6 separate regions of the Mus musculus genome follow, and all the other regions are linked to region 6. Evidence: chromatin loops called from intact Hi-C (ENCODE). Cell type or tissue: heart. All regions are shown on one strand. Region 1 holds the start of Mapkap1 (mitogen-activated protein kinase associated protein 1). Region 2 overlaps Gm13404 (a long non-coding RNA gene). Region 3 overlaps Mapkap1 (mitogen-activated protein kinase associated protein 1). Region 4 holds the start of Pbx3 (pre B cell leukemia homeobox 3). Region 5 overlaps Mvb12b (multivesicular body subunit 12B). Region 6 holds the start of Gm34372 (a long non-coding RNA gene).

Region 1 (4,000 bases), 230 kb before region 6:
GATCCCAGTTTGTGTTGCCCATAAATTCTTGAGTGTGGCGCCATCCGTTGGAGATGGTTGACCTGCCATGCCCTTAAGGTAAACCAACTCTTCCTCCCCCAGTAGCCAGCAATTGTCCATAACTCGTCTAGGAACTGGGCTTGTGAGCTCCTCTTGCTTCCATTCTGGAATGTTGACTGGCTTCATCTTGTGCGTTTCTTTTTTTGGGGGGGGGGGTTGGGGTTTTGAGACAGGGTTTCTCTGTATATCCCTGGCTGTTCTGGAACTCACTTTGTAGACCAGGCTGGCCTTGAACTCAGAAATCCATCTGCTTCTCCCTCCCGAGTGCTGGGATTAAAGGCATGTGCCACCATGCCCGGCTATCTTGTGCATTTCTTGTACAGGTAACCAGAGGTAGTGTGAATTCATGAATGCAGAGAAGGTATTGTTTCTTCTGGGCCTCTGGCTGTTACAATCTTTCTGTTCCCAATTTCAATGGTGGTCTCTGAGCCTTTCAGTGAAGGTGCTATGTATCCTGTTGCAGGGTATTTGATCACACTGTGAACCCCACGGTTGTGTTACTGAAAAAACCTGTTTTTAGTTGTGGTGTGGCTCAGCCCTTAGCTCACACCTTTAATCCCTCTGGTTGGAATACAGATGTGCCCTTAGTACACACCTTTAATCGCAAACAATGAAGGTAAAGTTAGTTGGTAAATGGAAGCAAGCAGCCATGTTTGAAAGTGATGTCTAATTGAATGACAAAGTGATGCATCAGAAAAAGATTTGACAGAATAGGATATACCCAACTCTCAAGAGAAGAGGGAAGGAGGCAGTTTTACAAGGAGAGTTTGATACAGACAGGTTGAAGAGAGAACAAGCTAGACACAGGTGAAGATAGAATGAGCCAAAGAAAAAGAACCAGGGGATTAGAACAGGTTGCTTAAATTAGAATGAAGCCTAGCAGAGCAATTCTGTCAGAAACTGAGTGGAGCCAGATTGAATCAGTCAGCTTGGAGAAAAGTTTGAGCCAGAATCGCCAGTCCGAGATCAGAAAGTACTAGAAAGGATGATCGTATTCAGCAGCAAACATTTCAGGCTGAAAACATTCTAGGCTTTGATTAGATTCAATGGAGGCTGAAAAATTCCAGGACTAGGTCTAGGTTAGCAGACTGAGATAGTAAGCCTCCAGACGACAATTACTACAGAACGACAGGAGAATAAGTTACAATTACAGTGTCCTACTGTGGCTGAGCACTCGATGGACATTTCATCTGTGCACCATGGCCACTTGTGAGAGTTTCTGTATTAACCATTGTCCACTGCAGTAAAAAAACAAAACAAAATAAAACAAAAAAATACCCAAACTTCTCTGATTAGGTGTGAGAGCGTCACTAATCTGGGTTTAGATAGTAATTTAAAAAGCAGTTTGATACTATGTCCATGTAGCAAATAATAGTTGCAGTGAACTCTTCTTTCTGATATGGCGGTTAAGATGAAGACTTTTCCCTGTAAAAGTAAGACGTAGCTTACAGAGATCCTTACACTTGAAGGTAAACAGAAGTTGGTTAACCTGCTCCAGAAACGGCCAAGGGCAGCACGCATGCGCAACCACCCACCAGTTCCCGCCCCTTGTCCCGCCCCCGGGAGGCAGCGACTTCTCGTTCCTGGCTCTGGGGCTTGCGCACTGCGTCCCCAGCCAAAGGCGTCTTGCAGATCGGGGACTTCCGGTACGCGGGGTACGGTTCCGGGTCGTGGCGCGGCTCTGGGTAACAGGGCTGCTGTTGCCGGCCGGCGGCGGCGGGGTCATGAGGGCGTGCCCGGGGCGCCAGGGCCGAGTGGGCCGGTAGGACTGCCGAGGACTTCGTAGGCGCTGGGTTCGGTGCAGGGGCCGGGAGGCGTGGGGGAGTCGGGACCTCCCTCAGGGACGTGTCCCGGGCGAGGCGGCCTGTAGTGTGGGAGCAGCTTCAGGTAAAGGTTGCCCCAGCCGTCGCCCCCTCGCCCGCGGGACCCTCCGACCTCTCAGCACCCCGCTGCCGTCGCTGCCCAGCGGCGCCCGTTGGGGCTGTGCTCGGTGGCCTGGGAACATCGGTTTCCTTGCTCTTCCTGAGCCTGACAGCTGGGTGTGTGACTTAGGTGAGGAGAGACTTTGGACCTGGTTGTGCGGGGGCGGGGGAGGGGGCAGTCCTTGGCTCTGGCGGTTTCGGGTCTCGGAACTCTGCAAGGTCCGGTGCCCAAGTTCCATCCTGTGAAATCAACTTTTCAAAGCATTGCCAGGGCAGTCCTGAAACGGTCCCACTGATTGTTTATATCCCGAGAGCGCTGCGGGGAACTTGGAGTCCGTTTTTCTGTTTATGGGAGTGACAAGGAATGGTGAAGTTGCGGGGGCCGTGGGGGGGGGGTTGGGAAGAAGAAAAGATTATAGTTTAAAGAAGTGTATAACTCAAGCCAGAAGCTCTAAGATGAAACAGGGACCTCACAATTTGTTACAGCTTCCAATGAATGACCGCAGTATTTGAAACTGTCACTGTTCCCAACTCTGTGCAAAGCACCATGTTTATTACAAACCCCCAAAGGGCCGAGTTCAAAACCTTCCCAGGTGTAAACAGGAACGTGTACAGACACATCAGTTGATGAGGTCGGCCTTCGCAGGACTCACAGAAAGGATGGGTCCCTATTGTGCACAACCACCAGGGCAGAAATAAAGTGCGTTACTCCTATGTTTAGGAGCCACCCAAGCTGCAGTGACAAATCTTGCTCAATGCTATTTGCCCCCATCTTTTTCAGTCACACCCCTTCAAGCTTACTGGACGCTAGGGAGGGGCATGCCAGGTGTCCCTTTCCTTTAAGCTTTGCTCATATCTGCCTTCTGCTACTAAATGTGAATAGTGCCTGCGACGCCTCTATAATCTTGTGGCTCTCTGCTAGTGTTTAACAGCTAACCTTTTAAAAGTCCCTGCTATGGGCCTTTCTTCTGGATAAGTAGGATCTCACATCATTTTTGATTTGTTCTCACATAAACTTTTTTTTTTCCTCACCCTGTCCTGCCTAGACACTTCCTATGTTTTGATTTCTATTGCTAATGCTTCCCATGGTCCAACTGATGGTGGTCTCACTCAGCCAATTAAGGACAATCCCAGCTTTGAATGAGTGATTCATTGACCCTCCCATTTTTAAGAATTATTTTAAATATGTATGTGTGTCCATGTGGGATTTGTTTGTGTACATGTGAGGGCAGTTGCCTACAGTGGTCAGAAGAGCCAAAGAGCGTGTCAGATCCCCTAGGACTGGAGCCGTTGGTGCTGTGAGCGGCACATTGTAGGTGCTGGGAACTGAACTTGGGTACTGCACAAGAGCAGTGCTGGTTCTTAATTGCTGAACCATTTCTCCATCCCCTGGGAATGATTTCTTCCGGAAAACCCTATAAGCGCCCCTTATTTACAGTCCCTTAGCAAGCATTCATTGTGCATGGATATAGGTCAGCCACTGCATGGCAGTTTAATAAGTAAGACTCAGTCATTGTGTACAGCCAGTTCTTACGGTGAGAGGGACACGTGTGAGAGTTTTTCTGTGATTCGGAAGTAGTATGCCGTGTCAGTTTTTGAGAGGTGACGCTTGGTGAAGGGAATGAGCATAATGTGAGGTAAATTGAGCTTCAGTTTTTCCTCATTTAATCATTTTAATTCAGGTTGGCCCAGAATAGTTACACAGCTGGTACGAGACAGAGCCTTCTTTCATACCAGGACATTCATGCAAATACATATTGAAGCAACTGTCAAAGAGGGAAAATAAAAATGTTGAAGTGGAGAGTGCAGACAGTCCTCTAAAGGTAGACAGAGCCTGTGCTGCAGGCCTGTCTTAGCAGCTTGGTAGGCTGAGGCAGCAGAGTACTTACACAGATTGCACGAGCCAGCCTGGGCAATGGTGAATGGCTCAGTGGTTAAGAGCATGGGCTGCTCTTCCAGAGATCCTTAGTTCACTTCCCAACACCTGTATGGCAGCTCATAACCATCTGTAACTCCAG
Region 2 (4,000 bases), 670 kb before region 6:
ATATGGCCTCAGGCTGCTAACCCTGAGCCCCAAGTTCAACCCCAGAACTCATGGGAAAATCTGGATAATCTGGTAGGCATCTGCAATCCCAGAATGTCTATGGTGGGATAGAAAGTGCAGGCAAAAGAATCAGCCAGAAATTCTAAGGCCAGCCAGCTTCTGCAAGATGCCTTCAGAGGCTGCTGTGTAGTGTGCACGCTGGGTGCACAAAAGAGTGCATGGATTGGGAGGTATGTGAGGGCGTGTGTAACTATAGATAGATTCTGGAGGGGTCTGTGTGCATAGGTACGCATGCATGCTCAGTTTTCTGTATATAGCATCTGTGCCCCCACGGGTGTTTTTAATGGTGGTCTGTCTTTGTGTCTCTGAGTCTGTATAACTATATGAGCCTGGATCACTCAGTACAGCAGAAGTGGGAGAACCTGTTTCAACTTTGTAAGGGAACCAACTTCTAAACATCTGACTTACACACATGTGTGCACACCCACATTCACATGGACACCATGCACAGAGCAAGAAGGAAAGGAAAAAGGTGTAGGGGGAAGTATATATTACAGAATGAGAATCTATGAGTTCTATAGTTAGAAGGGGAGTTGTTTTATCTTAGGATCTGAGACCTTGCTGTGTTGTGCCAGATAACCTTGAACCCCTGTGCTCAAAAGATCTCCTGCTGCAGTTTCCCAGTAGCTGAGCTTATAAGTGCCAGGCTCATGAACACTGCCTTGGGGTCTTTGTTTAACAAAGCTTATCCATAATTCCACATCAATAAATGAACAGTACTACTGTTGGTTTTAGTGGCTGCATAGTACTCCATAAAACTGATCTCTCATGGTGAAGTTGTCCCCAGCTATTGTGCACGGGTCACCAGCCTGGAGCACAGGGACCCTGGGAATCATTGGTGAGCAATCATTTCTCAGTAACTGCCGTTACTGTGAGCCTGAAGTCATGTGACTCTGCCACTGTGCACTTGGCCTGGGCTTTTCAAAGCTCCCAATTTGGTGTTTCAGGCCCAGCCTGCATGGTCCAGGTCCCCCATCCTTTCATCTTCGCATACCCTCTGCTGGTTGGTTCTTGGCTCTAGGCACACTTTGATCTTCACATGCAAACCTTTTCTCACCTCAGCGCCTTTGCATGTGCTACTCAGACACCCTCTCCAGGAAGCCTTCTATGGTGAATCCCTCCTCGAGCGAGGCTCCACTGGCCTTTCTTAGGACACATGACATACTTATCATTAGGGTAAATCAGGAAATTGCCAGCACTCAAGTTCTGAAGTTATGCTGTAGGCAATTTCTGAGGGTTGACTACTACAGACCCGAGGTTCCATCCCTTCCATTGAGCGGTGGCATTTTAGGACAGGGACCTATCTGCAGTGCTCATTGTGGCATTATCCCAGCACTGTACCTGAGCACAGACTGCCTCACCTGTCAATATAATGAGTAAATGAATAGTGAGGTTCAGAGTGAATTTGAGGCTTTAAATGCCTTAGCATAGTCTAGGCTAGCATGGGGGTGGGGTGGGGGTCACCCACCTTCCACTTGGCACTAATCACTGGGAGCAGAAACACGGACCAAGGCGGGTTGAGGCTGGGTGTACACCCTAGTCACTGTGGCTCCAAGGCTATACCCAGTCTCACTTTGAAATGGCCCAGCAACAGCTGGGTTCCTCTAGATAGAGAGCAGAGGCCAAGTACATGGGGAGAGGCCTGGGTGCTGCCTCTTACCAGTCTCTTCCCCCTCCTCCTCCACCACCACCACCAACCTGGTGGTTCAGGCTTGTAGCTGGTGCACTGTGCACTTATGGCCACAAGGTGGCAGTGTTGGCACCACCTGGGCTCTGGGAGGCACAGGGCAGCCAGCTCCTGCAAGATGCCTTCTGAGGCTGCTGTGCAGTGTGCATGCTGGGTGCACAAAAGAGTGCATGAGTTGGGAGGTATGTGAGGGAGCGTGTAACTATAGATAGTAGATTCTGCAGGGGTCTGTGTGCATAGGTATGCATGCATGCTTAGTTTTCTGTATGTAGCGTCTGTGCCCCCATGGGTGTTTTTAATGGTGGTCTGTCTTTGTGTCTCTGAATCTGTATAACTATATGATCTAAGAACGTTCAGGGGAGACAGTGTTTGTATGTAAAAGCATTGTGGTTCTGATGTGCACCTGTAGGGTAAGTGGTTCTGTGAGAGAGGAGAGGACAGCTTGAGGCTGTGTTAACATCAAGGCCAGGGACTCTTGGGGCTCTCTTTCCCCCTGCCTAGGACCTTCTCCTCCATACATAGCTGTTCTAATTCTGACCCTCAGAGCCTGGAGCTGGGGCCTCACTGGTTGCACCCCACTTCAGATGCTGCGTTTCAACCTCCCCTACGTCTTTCTCTGAGCCTCCTTCCTCCAGCCATGGAGACTGTGGCAACAGAGCTTCACCTAAGGCACTCTGAGTACACATAGTAGGCTGACAGCCTTCAGATGGCATGCAGCGGGCACTCTGAGTACACATAGTAGGCTGACAGCCTTTAGATGGCATGCAGCAGGGACCACCCCAGCTCCTCACTGAGAAAAGTCACTCTTATCACTAGGGTCCTGGGTCCTCTAGTCCCTCAGAGCTGATGTCAGTGTGTTCTATCTTCACTTAGTGGTGCCCAAGACAGAGTTCTGCCTGTCCCCCCAGGGGACTAGGTCTTAGATTCGGTGTCCCAGGCTTTGGGAAGACCTGGGGATGCCACTAGCTCCTTCTCTTGGTCCCATCTCTTATCCTGTGCAGGCAGATCACAGTTCCCTTCCAGCTTTCTCCCTCCCCCTGCCAGGCGAGGGCCCAGAGTGGCATGTCTGGCTATGTCTAGCCACCCTTCCCCCCATGGTTATTAATGATTGGGTATTAGGCAAGCGGCACTATCGATTCTGGCGCGGGCAGCTCCAGGTCGGGGTAATTTATGGAAACACCGGTGTCCCTGGTGATAAATAATGAGGTGATCGTGAGGATGGGTCACTAGTGAGTGACTTCCACCTTATACCCTGTCCACTAACACACCAGCTCATAAATGGAGGAAAGGGGGAGAGGCCCAGTAAGCTGGAAAGACAAAGGATGCTTTGGTGATGTGCGCCTCCAGAGGACAAGGGGAAGCAGAGACATGGCTCTGTGGGGTCCAGGCGGGCGGCGGGAGCTGGTGGGAAAGGGAAGAGAAATACAAAGAAGGCAGAGTGGAAAGACTGGGGAAGAGAAACAGTGGGGGCAGGAGACACGGAGGAAAACATGGGGTGGGAGAGGAATGAGAGACAAACAGGGCAAAGGAGAGGGGGACGGAAGAGGCCCGAGGCTGCACAGGGTGAGGACAGCAAGGGCAGAAACAAAGAGGGAAGACGAGCAATTAAGGCCAGCCACTCCTCGAGAGGACTGTACACAGGGTCGGTGCTGTGGTCTAACTGTGAATGCCCCGAGACACCCGGACTGTGTACCCTCCAGGCAGGCTTTGGATCCCACCTCTCTCCTGGGCCCAGCTGTGTAACCTTAAACAGGTCACTTCCTCTTGATGAGGACAACTGATCCACCCAGGTGAGAGACAGAACCACGCAGCTAGCTCAGTGCACTTGGGACCCAGTGCCAGGCCTTGGGGTGCATGGGTCAGTGATAGCGGGGTTCTTTCTGATGGAGTCATGTGAGCACGTCATGTGACAATAACTCTAATGAGTGGACAGAATGTCCAGTTAGCCACACATAAAGCAGGGAGAAGCCATGAGAGTAGCAGACTGAACCGCCTCAGAGGGGCACCTCCCAGAGGTGAGGTTTGATTTGGGCCTGGACTTACACAGGGGAGAGAATCACTCCTAGGGATAGAAACATTACGTGATGATGCTTTCAAGGTTGGAAGGAAGGCCACCGGGGCCTAGATTGGAGTCTCTAGTGCACCAGCCTCCCCAATCCCACACCTCCACACACCAAATCCACCAGCTTTAACTTGGTTATCTCCAGGGCTGAAGAACTCATTACTACTCTTGAGAAAATCTAATTCTGAAAA
Region 3 (4,000 bases), 110 kb before region 6:
GAAGCTTGAAGATCCTTAGCCCCTCGAGTGTTGAGTGATAGATGTTTGCTACTGTACCTGAACATTATATATCACTTTTAATAAAGACTAGTCAATGGCTAGTATGTTAGTAATTACTTAATTATTATTTGACAGATGTTACTATAAATACTTTCATGTCCAAGAATTGTTTTGCCTGTGAGGAAATGGAGTCAGAGTAACTATATGGTTTACCCAACAAAGGGAAAACTTCACTTCAAACTAGCCATTATTATATTCTACAGCTCAGTGTGCTCTGCTGCCTTTTGGTATTACTGCTCCCTTTCCACTGCTGTGATACAGAGCTGAGACATCTCTCCTGAGGGAGCTCCTCTGACTCTTCTCCTGGGTGTGGCTAGTTAGGTATTATAGGCATGTATGTTTCTCAATATACTTAATAAGGGTTCAACCTCCCCTCTAGTCCACCACCTACCAAAGATAACAGAAAAGAAAGGTTATTAGGATATGGGGAAGTGGATGTGTTTAGAAATGGTTCTTTGGTGAGACTTCAGTCTTCATTGTTCTCAGTCCAGTCAGCCAACAAACACCAAACATGAGTCAGCTAGCTGCATTCCAGTCCACTAGCAAACACCATACACAAACCAGCAGCTGTAGTCCAGTCCACACAGCAGACACAGGAAACTAAATGTTTTCTTTGGAAAGTTTGTAATGTTGCTGAAGCAGACACAGGTGAAAGGATGTTTGTGCAGACACAGATGAAAGGATGCATGATATTAAGAAGGACCCAACAGATGGTGGATGATGCTGGATGGTATTAGTATGCCTTGCCATTGTTTATTAGTCACAATTTGTTGGGACTTCACAGAGAGAAACACACCAAAAAACTTCTGGTGGTATGCTGGTGGTTTCTTGCTACTTGTGCTGATTGGCAGAGTGATGTCAGCTGATTCAGACTTATGTGCCAAGGCAAGATACGTGATGAGGCAAGACCTGTGGAGGACTCAAGATGTTTGGAGGACATATAAATAGGACTCAATGGCCTGAGAGAGGCTTCCTTGCAACGCTTCTTGGTCTCGCATCTTTGCTGATCTTTGCTTCATTGAGAGGGGCATGGCAAAGAACTTCTGCCATCCCCAGAGGTCCTTGTACCTCCTGCTGATTCGGCTGAGGCCTGGCTGCCTATCTCTGCTAGGTTGTGCCACCATTGCTGATTGATGTTTGCTATCCCAGCACTACTGAACTAGCCTGATGGTAATTGGTGAAGTGTTTGCCAGTGGCTCAAACTGCTGCTGCTGACGTCTAAACTGAAGTTCTGGTTTCCTGACAACACAGATGGGATTTGCTCCAAAGAACCATTTCTAAACCGGTTCACTTCCTCCATATCCTAATAACCTTTCTTTTCCACTACCTCTGGTGGTGAGGGGCTAGAAGGGAGGTTAAACATTTAAGAACCATTATTAAAAGTAGGGTTAAGTAAAACTCTAAGAGTACAGTTTCTATTTCAAAGTATGCTGTTTCCCTATGCCTATAAAGAAAGCAGCCATCTGTGAGCTTCTCTGACCTTCTCTACCACAGACTGTACATGTGTTAGGGACCATTTTGTTAAGTTCTCAATAGTTCCAAAATAGGATGAGTGTGAGTTTTGCCTCAGGATAGTTTCCTGATGCCTCCAGCCTTGTTTCTCTGAAATTATATGTGCTCTTTTAGGATTAAATGATTAAATGCAGGCTTCTTAACAGATTAAAATAGTGCTGGTCACATAGTAAATTTTCAATAAGCAGTAGTTGCTGCTGTTACTTCTGTGATTGTTAAATGGTGAATGCATATTATACAGATTTAAAAACTCTTTAATTCTCACTGAATTTCCCCCACATTGTGACTGAGTTTCTATTGCCTGCTGTCCCTCAAAGCCATTAAGTTACACTGCTTCTGAGTTTTCCTGTCAATTGGAAAGCTTTGAACATTGAGCCCAGAATGCTGACCTTCAGGGAGCTTTTGATGCTTGGATCAAAGGCTACTTGCTGACAGTGCCCTTAAATGATGCCACCAAGCAGCTCATCACACAGTTTCATGCCCGTAAGCTGCTTGAGTGCTGAGATCCATTCTTCCCACAGGAGCCAGAGCAGAGAGGGCTGTGTGAGGCCTCTTCTTTTGGGGTATGACTTGGGCCAAGGCAAACAGAAAGCCCGCATTAGGAAACAACTCCCACTGTTTGGCGCCCTCCAGTGCCAGGTGCCTAGCATCCATTGTGTGACAGTTCTGCAGGGAAGGGGCCTCACTGCAGCACTACACACACATACTTGTGTGTTACAGCATTACACTCACAGGGCACAGCACTTGCAGTCTGTATGCTTTCCTCCCCAATAAACTGCCCTCTCCCTTGGTGTCCATCTCTTGCCCTTTTCCTGTCCAGAGAGTTATGCTTTAGTATGAAGACCTATGTCCTTATTTCCTGTGTCTCCTGTCACCTTTGGTTTACTGCTTAGAAAAATACTCACTGTCCAGGACTAATGCTAGTGTCAAAATTCTGTGGTAAGTCTGACACTGTCACATAACTTTTAAAATCCCAGTGCTTTGGAGGCTGAGATAGGAAGGTCTCAAGTTCATTGCCAGACTATGTCTCAGGCTCCCTCCCTGCCCCAGAAGCCTCTTTGGTGACTGCATGGCTTTCAGAGGCGCAAAACTAAGCTCCCTGAGCTCGTTTTAAATGCCTGTGCGATCTTCACTGTCTTAGCAGACTTGAGAGGACCCAGCTCCGAGTTTACTGGCAGCAGCAGTAAGTCAGCTCTCTGACATGGAGTTTCATGATAGACCTGAATAAGGATCCCACCAGAGATGCAGAGGTGCTCAGTCGTCTGTGCTTGCATCCCCAGCATGCCCTGTCCTGAGCCCAGAATAAGACAGACAGCACACATCCTGGACATGCATCCGCATCCGATGCTCCCTTGCCCTTCCTTTTTTCCTTCCTTCCTTCCTTCCTTCCTTCCTTCCTTCCTTCCTTCCTTCCTTCTTCCCTTCCTTCCTCCCTCCCTTCCTTCCTTCACTGTTGTTTTCATTTTCCTCTCATGAACCCTGCTACCCTGGCTTCAGCTTGGAGGCTGTAAAGGAAGATGGAGAGCCGAGTTACCTCAGAATGATCACTATCGTTAACATTCACGGGTGGTTCACTTATCATTCCTGACTGCACAGACATGGCAGCCACGCGGAAGCGTCCGCAGGTGTAGCATGGTGATACATATTACATTGTGCCACAATGGATTTATGTATTCTGTAACAAAAGAAAAGTGTAATGAAAAAATACAGAAGGTGATTCTTTATTCCTCCACTACACAATTTATCAGTAAGGCCTGTGGAGGGAAGGGCCAGGGATTTCCTCTGCTTGCTTTAACCTTGTCACCCAGGTATGTTTTGGTAAAATGACAGAAAAATACAGACTGGGGATTTTCCTTTGCTTCAAACCTCTTAAAAGGACACTTTGAATTTATGAAAGTTAGTCCAGATATGAAACTGCCTGTTAAGCTTTTACTCTGCTCTTTGCTGAAAGAGTTGAGCATACTGGCTTGCAGTGATTTTATCAGCCGGCCAAAGAACGGGAGCCAATGCAGCAGTTTATAAACAGACAAACTCTACCATCGGTTAGGTAGCTGCCGGGTGGATGAGGGTTCGTGAGGCCTGGGCCAGTACTAGTTTGCAAATCTCCGAGAACTTGTGTTTCCTTTTGGCCCTACTCATCTGTCACCCAACATATTGTCACAGATGGAGGACATACTGACTTCTGAGGAGAAAGCTGGGGCAGGCAGATCTGAGTGTGGTTGATTGGCATTTGTTCCAATACTCACTGGCCTAGTGCCAAGGCAAACACCCGCAAGTTTTTAATGCACAAGGCTCTTTACATATCAGTACCCTTGCCAAAGTTTCACTTACAGCAGCTCTCCCAAAATAGAGTTTTTTTAAAAAGAGCTATTTCTTATTTTGCTTTGATCAGTAAAATAAACTTTTAAAGATTGTTCTGGGATGGGGT
Region 4 (4,000 bases), 270 kb before region 6:
GTGGGTGCCCGGAGTCTGGGCAGGCGGAGAAAGTTGCACTTCCCTGCGGTGCGGCCACGGACCCGGCTGGGACGCGGAGCGCGCTGGGGTCCGAGCGGGAGGTTTAAATCTGGGGAGGGGGGCGGGCAGCAGGGCACGGACGAAGCAATGATCGAGTTTGTCCCGAGCCCGGCGAGCAACTTTGCCCGCGCGATGGGGGACACAGCAAGTGCCCGGCGGGCGGAGAAAGTTCCCGCCCGCAACTGAGGCCCGGGTCCCGGGAGCCAGCCGGGACCCGAGCCCGGCTCCCGTACACACACAAAAGATGCTTAATGAGACGACACCAACTTTGCTTGCGCCTCGTCCAAGCTCTGGTCGGTGATGGTCATGATCTGGTGGAGGATGTCGCCGATGTCCTGCTTCCTGCCGTCGCCGTCCGCCCCTTCGTGGCCGTGAGGGGGAGGCGGCAGAGCCATACCCCCCTGGACCGAGTGGCCGGCCAGGTTCACCCCGGCCAGAGTCTGCAGCATCCTGGATTGATCGTCCATCCCGCCGCGCGCGGGCGGGAGCGGGCGGCGGCGGCGGAGGCGAAGGCTGAGGCGGCGGCGGCGGCAGCGGCGGCGGCGGCGAGGGAGGAGAAGAAAGAGGGGGAGGGGGAGGGGGAGGCGGCCGCGCGCTCCCCGCCCGCGCGGGAGGGGGCGGCCTGGCCCGGCGCGGCCCGCGACTGAGGGGACGCGGACCGGCGTCCGGCTCCGGCTTCCGCCGCGGAGGAGACTGAGGACAGCGGCGGGCGGAAGCGGCGCGCTCGCCGGCGGAGGCGGAGGCGGTGGTGCCCGCTGCCCTCACGCGGCCGCCGCGCTGCCTCCTCAGCGCCCCTCGCCGCGCCGGGCGGCCCCGCACAACTTGGTCCTCAGCGCCAGCCGAGTTGCCGGGACGCCGCGGCCGCCGCCGCCCGCGCCAGCCAGAACGGTCCCCTCCCTCAGCCGCCTGCCGCCGCCGCCGCCGCCTCAACCGGGCGGGATCGGAGCACCGGCGGCCCCGAGGGAGGGAGCGGCGGCGGCGGCGGCGGGCTGCGGAGGAGGAGGAGAAGGAGGCCGACGGGCGGGCCGCGGGGAGCGAGAGGGGCGGAGGAGGAAAGTTTGGGAGCGGGCGGGCCGGCGCGGCGGGGACACGGAGCCCGGTGGAGGGCCCCGGCGGGCCGCACGCCGGGCGGACAGCAGATTGATGAGGCGGGAGAACTCGCCGCCGCCACCTCCGGTGCCGCGCACCCAGTCAGCAGCCGCTGTGGACCGGGCTCGAAGGCCGCTCGGCTGAGGGATTGACAGGCTGCCAGTGCCACTCACTCACTGCGGCCCCGGCGCCCGCGGGGGGAGGGGCAGGGAGAGCTGAAGGGCGGGGGAGCGCCCCGGATGCCCCGCCTCCGGAGGCGGAGCCTTCTCTCATTGGGCTTTGCGCCTCCCGCCGCCGCCACTGGCCCCGCCCCTAGAACGCAGCCCGTCCCCTCTGGCCTCTGCTGTGGGGTGCCTGAGAGCCAGCCCGGGAGCCTTATGGGCTACTCGCGCCGGCACTCCACAGATGGTCGGTCAGTCCAGCCAGCAAAGTGTTGTCCCCGGATCCTGCTCCTTCCCTATTATTAGCAGTTGGGGACTTAGAGGTGTTATATAGGACCGAATAAAGTGTACCCGTAGCCGACAGCGTGGTCCCCCATTGCATGAGATGAGCTTCACGCCTCGGACAGTGCCTGGGATACTTTCCCGCTCTTCATATCAAGAGGTGGTACCCTCTGGGCACAAGGCCTCAAGCACAGGGCCAATCGCATTGCGCTCAGCGCCGAACGAGGCGGGACAGAGCCAAGAAAGGGTTGTCCCAATTGGAGCGTTCGAAAGTCCTGGGCTGAGACCGGGAAAAGGGTCTAAAAGCCCTGCCCGTCCCACGGTCGCTATGGTAACCCGAACTCAGCACAAGGAGTTAGCGCTGGCAGTAGGGCCTTGCGCTGTCTGTCCCTCAAGGAGTGACCAGTTAGAATGGGAGCCTGTGGTTTCGCATGGACAGAGCTCTTCTCTGAAAAGCTAGCAAATGGAAAGGTCACAGAAACATGTCACCTGGAGAGAGTGAAATCCAGGACTATTTTCTAAGCTAACTGCGCTTTGCACACTCGACGAGTCCTGGAGATCCGGGGACTACCCTGGCAGGTGTGCGGAACCTGCGGAGAGCGAGACAATAGTCTTACAGACAAGTTTGTTTAGAAATGGACTGGACTGACAAATTGACCCCTTCGGCTGTAGTCAACTTCACCTAACAGATTTACATACCTGTAACACCTCTTCATCCATTATACTTCTGCCCAAGAGAGACTAAAGACTTAAACGGTGTTGGAATCCGCACCTACACCTCCGGTGGAGTCTTGAGGCTGATCTTGTCCTCATCTCTCAGGCTGAGGATTCAACATGATCTCATTTTAAACCCATGGAGATGACCCTAGGTTAAGTGTTTAACTGGTGGCTCTTACCTCTAAACGTTCCTTTCTCAGACTCAATAAGCGATCTTACCTGAAACTAAAAATAGAGGTGTGAGGAGATGAAAAATGGCTGTTACTCTGCAGGGTTGAATGTAGGACAAGCAGTTCTTTAAATGCCAGATGGAGTCTTGGAATAAAGCAGGCTACTCAGTTCCAGGTTCTTTCCTTCGTATGTTGAGTGTGATTTTAAATACTCCCCACTGCAAAGCTAACAGCCAAACTCACAGGCCAGGCAAGCTACAAGGCTTACCAACTGCACAGCTGCTGGGGAAGGAGTTCCAGACAATCTACCTTGCTTAAGTCCAAAGAGCCTCCTTTGAGTTCATTAATATTCTCTGCTCTTGTGTGTGTCAAGTTGCTGATTCTTCAAGTACTCATTATGAGTTACAGCCATCATTGATTGGATTTTCTCTACTCTAAACTTGTTTTTCAAACTGTCACCAAATCCTTTCGTGCTTTTTTTTTTTTTTTTTTTTTTGGTATAAAGGAATGAGAGAGCAAGGGAGATGTAAAATTCGCAGAATTTTATCTGAAAGATGCTGCAAGCTCTAAGATTCCTTCCAGCTCTGAAATTCAATGATCCTGTGAGTCACTATTAGGCCTCCTTCCTGCCCTCCTTCTAGGCTCATAATCTTGACTAATCAGTCATGAGGATGAGGCTAATTAGCAATGGGGATTTATGGTTATTCCTAGCCTGCTCCAAACAATGAGTTATGTAAGCAAAGCAACGTATATAAAAATGTAAATAAAATTAAAGAAACACTTAAGCAAATAAAGACAATTGGGAACTATGGGCTATGTAAACAAAGTAGAACATAAAAACATAAATTAGAATTAAGGAAGCACTTAAGCAAATGCCAGCAATTAGGAATAAAACAAACTTGTTAAATGCTTGACATCTGCAGCTAGGTTACGGCACACACCTCTAAATCTGTGGTCATTTGGAGGAATGGAATCCTGATATTTCTGCAGTGAGATCAGACAGACCTTTAGCTTAGGAGGCTTCCCATTTGGTTATTATTATGATGATGATAAGTGAGAAAAGCCAGTAGGTCCTAGCAGGGTTTCCTTCACAGGCTCACTGGCAATTGCGGTCGAGATAAAGTGTATTTTGTAAAGATATTTTTTATTTTTTATGTGTATAGGTGTTTTGTCTACATGTACATCTGTTAGACCATCTGTGAGCCAGGTGTCCATGGAGGACAGAAGAGGGTGGCAGATTCCCTTGGGACTGGAGTTACAGGCAGCTTTAATATGGCATGTAGATCCTGAGAATCAAACCAGGGTCTTTTGGAAGAGCAACCATGATTCTTAACCACTGAGCTACTGCTGTAGTCACCTCTCTCCTTTCTCTTCTCTTCTCTTCTCTTCTCTTCTCTTCTCTTCTCTTCTCTTCTCTTCTCTTCTCTTCTCTTCTCTCTCTCTCTCTCTCTCTCTCTCTCTCTCTCTCTCACTGTTGCTGGCTGTTTGTTTGTTTGTTTGTTTGTTTGTTTGTTTTAACCC
Region 5 (4,000 bases), 890 kb before region 6:
CACCCGTGGGCAGCAGTGGCACCTGCACCTTAGAGGTGACCAAACCTCCTCGTCACTTAAGGCCTGCTCAGTATGAGGAAACTCATGCCTGTGGTTGGTGAGGCCATGGGCCCTAGAAAGGAACGAACTGTTGCCAGTGACAATAATTTCCAACAGCGTTCTAAATCCTTCCCCTCAGGCCCACAGAGAAGCGTGGCTCTCACTCTTCATCCACAAAGCTTCTTTTCACAGAAGACAAGACCGTTACGGAAGCCACAACTGGCCAAAATGCAGAGGCCGTCTGACTGTGGGGTGCCCAGGCCCAGCTGATAAACATATAGAAACTGTACCCTAAAGATTCGAGGAACACTGCAGACGGCATGGGGAGGTTTGGAGGGGGGAGCCTGTCAAAGGCAGAGAGCCTGGATGCCAGCTACAAGATAGTTGTACCTGTTAAATCTCAACAATGTGGCTGCTTGGACAAGACCTGCCCAGTGATGCCACTAGCTGACAGGGAAAACCTCACACGGTTCCAACACTAGAGGAAGAGCTATCAGTGACTAGTGATTGCTGAGAGATGGAGTGCCAGACTTCTATAAGTCGAGCCCCTGGTGGGTTATAATCCTATGTGGTCAGCCAATCCGTGTGGTCATCCCTAAACACAAGCCAAACCAGCAATTCTCGATGGACTCAGGTGTGTGTGTGTGTGTGTAATTGAAGAGGTCATGAAGTTGAAAGGGAGTGGAAGTGTAGTGATAGAAATACAGTATATAAAACTCTTGAAAAAGTGTTTTGTTTTTTTAAAGGCAGGGAATTCGGCCAGCAGAAGGAATGGGCTGCAGACTGCATTTTGGCCAGTTGTGGCTTCTGATACAGTCTCCATCTGCTAGCAGCAAAAAAAAAAAAAAAAGCCTCTTTGATGAAGGGAGGGCATTAGGAGGAAGGACTTAGAGTGTGCAGGAGTGGGGAGCAGGTTTCAGAGCTATGACTGCGGTAGGCAGCTTGCTGGTGTAACACTGATTAGATGTGTGTGTCTGAGGTGGGTAGCTTGCTGGTATAACACTGGTTAGATGTGCATGTCTGAGGTGGGAAGCTTGCTGGTGTAACTAACACTGGTTAGATGTGCGTGTCTGAGGTGGGCAGCTTGCTGGTGTAACACTGGTTAGATGTGCGTGTCTGAGGTGGGCAGCTTGCTGGTGTAAACTGGTTAGATGTGCATGTCTGAGGTAGGCAGCTTGCTGGTGTAACACTGGTTAGATGTGTGTGTCTGAAGTAGGCAGCTTGCTGGTGTAACACTGGTTAGATGTGCGTGTCTGAGGTGGGCAGCAGGGGAGATTCACTCTGTACTTCACATGTTTCTGAGTTTGTATTTTCATGCGTGTGCATGGGTCTGTCGGGAAAACACCAAGTATTGAAAAGTTGATGCCTGGACAGGAGGAGATAGCTCTGTTGGAAAAGTGTCCGCCATGCAAGCATGAGTAGCCGGGTTCAGATCACAAGCGCCCATGGAAAGGCCAGTGTGAGCCCAGTGGTGGGTAAGCCCAGTGGTGGGCGAGAGATCCTGGAGCACACTGGCAAAGCCTAGCCTAGCTCAGTCAGTGAGTTCCAGGCTCAGTGCAAGATGCTGCCTCACAAAGTGAGGCACAGAGAAAATCAAGGAAGACCCCCAATCCCCACAATGATCTCCAACTGGGAGGAGTCCTGAGTCTGCTTCAAATGGTGCCATACCAGAGAGGTCCTCTTCAGTGGGAGAGGAGGATTAACGCTGGTCTGCGGCATGACTCGTGGGTGCATGCCTGTGGTTAGCAGAATGTGGCAGTGAACCAACCGCCCTCACACTTTGGAAGGCATCTTTTAGGCCTTTAGAAATGCCATCCAAGGGCTGGAGAGATGGCTCAGTGGTTAACAGCACCGACTGCTCTTCCAAAGGTCCTGAGTTCAAATCCCAGCAACCACATGGTGGTTCACAACCATCTGTAATGAGATCTGACACCCTCTTCTGGTGTGTCTGAAGACAACTACAGGGTACTTAGATATAATAATAAATAAATCTTAAAAAAAAATCCCATCCAAGCCACCTACTAAGTTCTTTAACAAATTTAAAAGTTTCTTTGTAGCTGCAGCCACTGCACGTGTGCTGACGGTACAGCGAGGCACAGGATAAACTGGCGGTCTGCTGACTGCCACACCCCTGCCTCACCATGCACTGTCTTTTGGAGTTTCTTTGTTTTGCATAGGAATGGTCTCAAGCCAGTGTGATCTCTGTAAAAATTTAGATGGCAGCTGGGACCTTGGAAGAATATACAGGAGCTTATAGCAGTCTACTGGATCAATCACACTTGGTTCACGAGGTAGGAATATTTGCTTTTCCAAATATTTTGCCTTCCTGGCCGATAATAAAGCTGTTCAAAGAACACAGGGTGAAGAACACCTAGCAGAGGCAGCCATGTAATCCAGTGCAGTTCAAGACATGACCAGTAGATGGTGCAAAGGGACCACATATTTCTGTGGCTGCAACTCAACCATCATCAAATCAGTTCACATTCCTAAGCACTAGGAATGCTTTCCAAAAGCAGAAAGGAAGGAACCACTGGGCTGGATCCGAGCACTCTGCTGTGATAAAGTTGGGACGCTGCCATTTCATTATGAATGCAACCCTACCTGGCCTTCCTCCAGCAGACCAGGCTCCCCAGCCCACCCTAACCTCGTGCATTTGAAGAGGCCCTAACAAAGTGGACATCTAAAAGTTGAATTTGAAAATTCTTTTAACCTCACGCTGCCAAATGTGGTTCCATTAATTTCACCTCTGAGTAGTGACGTAAATGCTATCGGGATCAGCCCCAAGCTAAATAAGCAATAAGCCCCATTTTTCAACACACAAACACATAAAGATGTCAGCTCGAACTGTTTACTAATTAACACTTAAAAAGACACAAATTAGATATGCGTGGCTAAGAGCAATTATAATCAAGACGAATTCCTCTAGTCATTTGGGAACTGGAAAAAAAAAAGCCTAATTGCTGGAACCAATGTTTTAAAAACTGAAATCACGCCAGTTAGCAAATATGTTCATTTAAAGAGTATCTCACGTGACTACACTCCTGAGGCCTGACTACAAACTCGAGAACAAGGATAATATTTAGGGATAAAATTAAAATTTTAAGCTCTCTTAGATTTATAACTTCTTCATTAAATATGTCTGCAAACAGCAGCCCATAAAAACCTGTAGCAATTAAGTGGTTAAATGAGCTGCCTCCCTTGTCAATTTTAAGGGGTGATTAATATTAGATGGTCCCTCTGCTAATGAGACTCTCCTTCTTCAGCTTCTAAGTCCTCTGAAAATGGAGGCTGTCTGTTCCATCAGGAAGCAAGGTAGGCTAATGAGAGAGCAGCTAGCCACAGCCCCACGTACCCCGTGAAGTGTCTGGGTGAGCCTGTTCACGCCGAGTCTGCAGAGACTGGCTTCCCTCACCTGGCTCTCTCAGCCAGGGGCTGTTGCTCCTGATTTAAAGGGTCTGTGTCGGATGAGCCTTCAACGCCTGCATCTTGGCCCATGAGCACTGGGATGGAGGCCCATGGCGGCATAGGTAGGTGGAAGGAAACAGAGGACCAAGACAGCCAGGGCACGCCCACCCTGGCTGCGACAGGGAATCCATCAGATGGAGAAATGGGACAACTGCTTACAAGGGAAATAAAGAGCCGCGGAGACGGGGAATATTTATATGCCCATCTACTCAGTCAGAGGGAAGATGCTTCATCATGGACCGCTGTGGAATTGCATTTTTTCCTCGCTCCTCAATGGAGCAGCTTGTGCTGGGCTTGGGGGTGGGGTGGGCAGTGTGGCCTTGTGGGGACAGTAGCAAGAAAACAAGAAGGAAGACATACTGTGTCAGGCCAGAAAACTTTGCTGTGACTCCTTGGTCACTTCCCATGGGTAGGAGGGACAGCAAAAATCACTCTATTGCCTTGACCCAATTGACAGGTATTCTGCTGAGGCCTCTGAAGACAGCAGACAGGAGTG
Region 6 (4,000 bases):
CCTCCCATCAAACCCTCTCAGGTCTCCCAGCTTCGGCCCCCAGCCAGGCTGGTGGTTACAGTTGCTCCCAAGGAGCTCAACTTAAAAGACCCAGAGAATGGAGCTAGATCCAGTACATTCGGATCCAGTACACCCAGCAGGACCAAGACCAGGCTCCCAGCAAATGGGATTAGGCCGCTCCCCTAATCATGAGAATTTTGTCAGCTGGACAGCAAAGGCCAGAAACCTGGAATGACCATGGGGAGCAAGGACCCCTCTTCAGCCCTGGCCTGAGCCACCTTCCTTGCCAGGGTCCTGCCCCTCCCTGCGCCACCAGCCCAGGCCAGATCTCACCCCGCTTGGATTTACTCTTTCTTTGTCATCTATAGCAAGACAAGAGTGACCAGGTCAACTACAATTGTGTACGTCACCCTCCCACGGCCACACTCTCAGAGCTTTAGGTCAGGGCCATGGGTCCTCCATCTTCCCGCATCTGGGTCTGAATTTCCCGGATGTAGCTGCAGATACAGCGGCCCCAAGCTGTGATGACAGCCACTCCACGGAGGGTCCAGTCCTCCCAGGACTTGGTGCTGCCTGTGGGGTGGCAATGGGGTTCCTGGGGACAGGACTAAATGCTGAATAGGCCCTGAAAATGGGGAGGACCTTGAAATGTCAGCTCACACAAGCTGGCCCTTTCTAAGTACTAGACCCAGCAAAGGATTGGGACCCCCACTCTCTCTGTCCTGAGCCTCAAAATATGTGATATTCAGGGGCCTCCTTCAAAGTCAAGAAACTGAGGCTGGAGGGATGACTCAGTGGTTAAGAGCACTGACTGCTCTTCCAGGGGGTCCTGAGTTCAATTCCCAAGCAACCACATGGTGGCTCACAACCATCTGTAATGGGATCAGAAACCCACTTCTTCCCAGTACACTCTTCTGCTGTGTCTGAAGACAGCTTCAGTGTCTTTTTTTAAAAGAAGGGAAAAAAAAAAAGTCAAGAAACCCGGTACAGAATCTGGTCTGTGCCCCTACCCACTCTGCCTCAGGCAGGGTCAGGGGTCCCAGAATAACCTTGCTCAGCCAGTGTAGGACAAGCCGCTGCTGGGAGCTGAGGCCCAGCTGGGTTCCAGCGAGTCCTGGGTGGGTTCTGAGCATGGGGTCTGGATTTAAAAGCTGCTTAGGTGTGGAAAGAGACTAGGGGCACCATGGACAAACTGAGAAACAGGTATGGGAGAGTGCTTGGGCAGAAGGAGGGGACACAGGCACCTCATGTCACCAGTGGCTCCAGCTTTGGTGGCCAGAGGATCTGCCATCACAAGCCTCCTGCACCCAGCCCCTGCCTGCTCTTAATCTTGCCCCAGTGCCTAAGTGGGCGACCCTTGCTCTTGGGGACTGCACCCTCTGTATGACTTGGCTTAATTATCCTAGTGAGCCCCCACCTGGAGGCTCCCACTGGTCCCCTTAGCAGATGAGGTCTGTGGACTTTAGAGCCCTTGAACTGGGGTGACCTCATAGGCCCTCTTGGGCTTGTGACAGTCACTTCTAACCTCGCTCCCCCTCCCCACCTCTCTCTCTCTCTCTCTCTCTCTCTCTCTCTCTCTCTCTCTCTCACACACACACACACACACACACACACACACACACACACACACACACATATACACATGGACACATTACTCGCAGGGGCTGAGACCTTTGCCCTTACAGACAACAGCAGGGCGGGGCACAGGGGGGAGGCAGTGAAGCCACAGCCTGCAGCTCGGCGCGGGAACAAAGGAAGCACGGGGCGGTGGCCCTGCGTCCCACGCACGTCCCCAGCACCCACGCTCACGCGTGTGGGACATATGCACCCAGGGTACCGGGGCTCGCCACGCGGGTGGGGACCCCGACTCCGGCACACCGCCCCAACGCTAGTGTGGTCCGCCTTTAACACCAAGGCCCTGGAGTGGCAGTTGCAGGGAAAAGGAGTCAGCTCCAGGGTTCTCCCCTACATCCAGTGCCCGCCTGGGGCTGGCTCTGGCAGACCTGAACGCAACCCTTAGTGCCCCAAACTGACTCGCGGTGTTGGCGGACTCAGATGACAGGGATGGCCATGCGGGCGAGGAACAGCCAGGACCGAACCGCGAGGGAGGCACAATTGCAGCCCTGTGGCGCCACCTACGGCCCAGACTAACTCGCAAGCTTTCTGCCAGGCCGGCTCGATACAACTTCTGACATGTGGATTCCAGGTACCACCACCCAGGTTCTGTCTTCCTCTTCCAACTCCTACCAAACCCTCCTCTTCCTGCAACTGTACCCCACATTTAGCCCCACCCCAGAATTTCTCAAAAAGCATATCAGAAAAAGCTCCAGAAACATCAGTCCCGGGGGGGGGGGGGGGGGGGCTTTGTTCTGACAGGGTTCAGTTTCCTCGTGTTCTCCCATCTGTCTGTCCCTGCTGCACCCAGAAGTAACATGGCTCCCAAGGGTGAACACTCTTGGTCAGGAGGCATGGGAGGGCAGAACTGGACAGCCCTGAATTGAGCAGCACCTGAGCTAGGCCAGGCCTCTCAGTCCTCATGACCCATGACCCATGCTGAGTACCTGAAGACCAGTCTACACTGGGCTCTGAGGAGACCATGTGACATGACACCCGTACTCCCGCCATGACAAGTAAGCTCTGGCTGCAACTCCGCCCCCAAAAGAGGGTCATTCTCATGGTTTAGAGCCTCCAAGTGGTAGCCCAGAGTCTAGGCTACACATAAGTCTACACACTAGAGTCTAGGCCCAAGGGATCCTCACCACGGGAAATAAGCATTAGCTCGTGGAGTATGGTAAGGGGCACAGCAATACAGCAAGGGGCAAACCCAGAGCTCGATGTTACGACCTTGGTTCAACCAGGACTTTGGGGAGTTCAGAGGAGAGATCACTGCTGAAAGGCTTCCCTGGAATTCACGGAGAGATGATAGCAGTAGGCTTTGAATTTAGGAGTTTGCCCAAGGGAAAAATCTCACCAGAAAGTGTGGGCTTGTGGGAAACAGGAGCTTAGCCAATGTCATGTGCAACTTGAGAGTGAAGAGTGTAGATCTGAGCACTAGGCAGGCCATGGTTCAAGTCCAGGCCCTGCTGTGTCACCTCCAAAAGACCTAAGCATGTCAAATGAGAGTGACCCTACTTGGTTAGCACACTGTAGAGCTAACTAACCACTCCTGAGGAAAATAGGGGAGCAAATGTGACGGTGACATTCTGGGGTGGTCATGAGAGGTCACCCTGAATGTCACTCTGAGGACTATAAGGCTGGGGAAGGCTCCCCTGCTCCAAGGCCTCTCACTGGGGCCAGGCTTTAGGCCTTACCTTCTCTGGCCAACCTCGGCCAGGGTTATGACCCCCACCCCTAATCCGAGGCCCTGCTTCCACACTAGGTTGACATGGAAGAGCCGCCACCCTTCCCCCACGCTGCACAATCCCCCCCCCCCCACACACACACACTGTGCAGTCCCTGCCACAGAGAAAGGACGGTGGCACTACCATAATTTCTATTTCCTTCTAAATAGAAGCTCCCAGATCTGCTCCCACAGAACCAATTAAAGCACCTGCCGGGACCCAGCTTTGTCAGCAAATTACTTCCAGGCTCCATGGCTCAGGAATAAATCTCAGGCCGATGAAGGGGCCGGGATGAGGCGACGAACTGGAGGCCCCGGAGCAGGGAGGAGGTACATTCTCTCTAGTCCAGGCACCCCAACAGCACACGTCCAGCCTGGGTCACTCCCCCCACTGCTGCCGGAACAATCATTCCCTACGCGTGGGACACCTGTGCCCAGTAGACCAGGATGAAAATGACCCCACCTCCCGGACGTGGCCTGGGAGTCTCCATTTCCTTGTCCCAAAAGACCAGGATCACCTGTGCCCTTGGCTCTACTCTACCAAGCAACAGGGAGCAGTTGCCTCCTAACCTTGTGGCAGGATCCAGGACAAGTCCTCCCTGCTCTGGACTTCCCTTGGTGCTCCTACCCACGTCCCGGGTTCCAGCTGAGCTTACTGTC

What was found. A loop is a pair of places that touch in the nucleus more often than their neighbours do. Peaks named below come from ENCODE experiments on the same cell type or tissue, not always from the same donor. Only the 100,000 strongest peaks of a DNase experiment are listed, where the experiment ranks them.
Region 1: a loop joins it to region 6, with 2.5 times the contacts of the local background. A loop is called at or near these places in 3 of 42 quality-filtered maps.
Region 2: it touches region 6 in a loop (14-fold over the local background); 30 of 42 quality-filtered maps call a loop at or near these places.
Region 3: a loop joins it to region 6, with 2.4 times the contacts of the local background. A loop is called at or near these places in 7 of 42 quality-filtered maps.
Region 4: it touches region 6 in a loop (2.1-fold over the local background); 8 of 42 quality-filtered maps call a loop at or near these places.
Region 5: a loop joins it to region 6, with 4 times the contacts of the local background. A loop is called at or near these places in 15 of 42 quality-filtered maps.

Annotation. Positions count from the first base shown.
Region 1 is chr2:34,405,143-34,409,142 of GRCm38, forward strand. It overlaps Mapkap1 (mitogen-activated protein kinase associated protein 1), which reads left to right and starts at 1,709. Exons shown (of 12, transcript NM_177345.4): 1 at 1,709-2,112. In heart, no CTCF peak of the experiment used is centred here; a DNase peak (open chromatin) is centred at 1,679; H3K4me3 peaks cover 1,924 bases; H3K27ac peaks cover 1,751 bases.
Region 2 is chr2:33,971,789-33,975,788 of GRCm38, forward strand. The region is part of intron 3 of Gm13404 (a long non-coding RNA gene); the gene reads left to right. Among named protein-coding and RNA genes, the nearest start is that of Gm39793, 11 kb to the left of the region's middle. In heart, no CTCF peak of the experiment used is centred here; a DNase peak (open chromatin) is centred at 1,803; H3K27me3 peaks cover 992 bases.
Region 3 is chr2:34,528,140-34,532,139 of GRCm38, forward strand. The region is part of intron 6 of Mapkap1 (mitogen-activated protein kinase associated protein 1); the gene reads left to right. Among named protein-coding and RNA genes, the nearest start is that of Gm34178, 45 kb to the right of the region's middle. In heart, a CTCF peak has its summit at 2,207 (motif pointing left); no DNase peak of the experiment used is centred here.
Region 4 is chr2:34,371,394-34,375,393 of GRCm38, forward strand. It overlaps Pbx3 (pre B cell leukemia homeobox 3), which reads right to left and starts at 652. Exons shown (of 9, transcript NM_016768.2): 1 at 328-652. The coding sequence starts at 527. In heart, no CTCF peak of the experiment used is centred here; DNase peaks (open chromatin) are centred at 418, 1,438 and 1,818; H3K4me3 peaks cover 2,473 bases; H3K27ac peaks cover 2,496 bases.
Region 5 is chr2:33,744,155-33,748,154 of GRCm38, forward strand. The region is part of intron 9 of Mvb12b (multivesicular body subunit 12B); the gene reads right to left. Gm52507 (a long non-coding RNA gene) reads left to right here. Exons shown (of 4, transcript XR_003953788.1): 1 at 1-2,330; 2 at 3,962-4,000. Among named protein-coding and RNA genes, the nearest start is that of Gm52507, 13 kb to the left of the region's middle. In heart, a CTCF peak has its summit at 2,451 (motif pointing right); a DNase peak (open chromatin) is centred at 2,607.
Region 6 is chr2:34,637,359-34,641,358 of GRCm38, forward strand. It overlaps Gm34372 (a long non-coding RNA gene), which reads left to right and starts at 1,709. Exons shown (of 3, transcript XR_003954033.1): 1 at 1,709-2,206. In heart, a CTCF peak has its summit at 2,143 (motif pointing left); a DNase peak (open chromatin) is centred at 2,113; H3K4me3 peaks cover 684 bases; H3K27ac peaks cover 732 bases.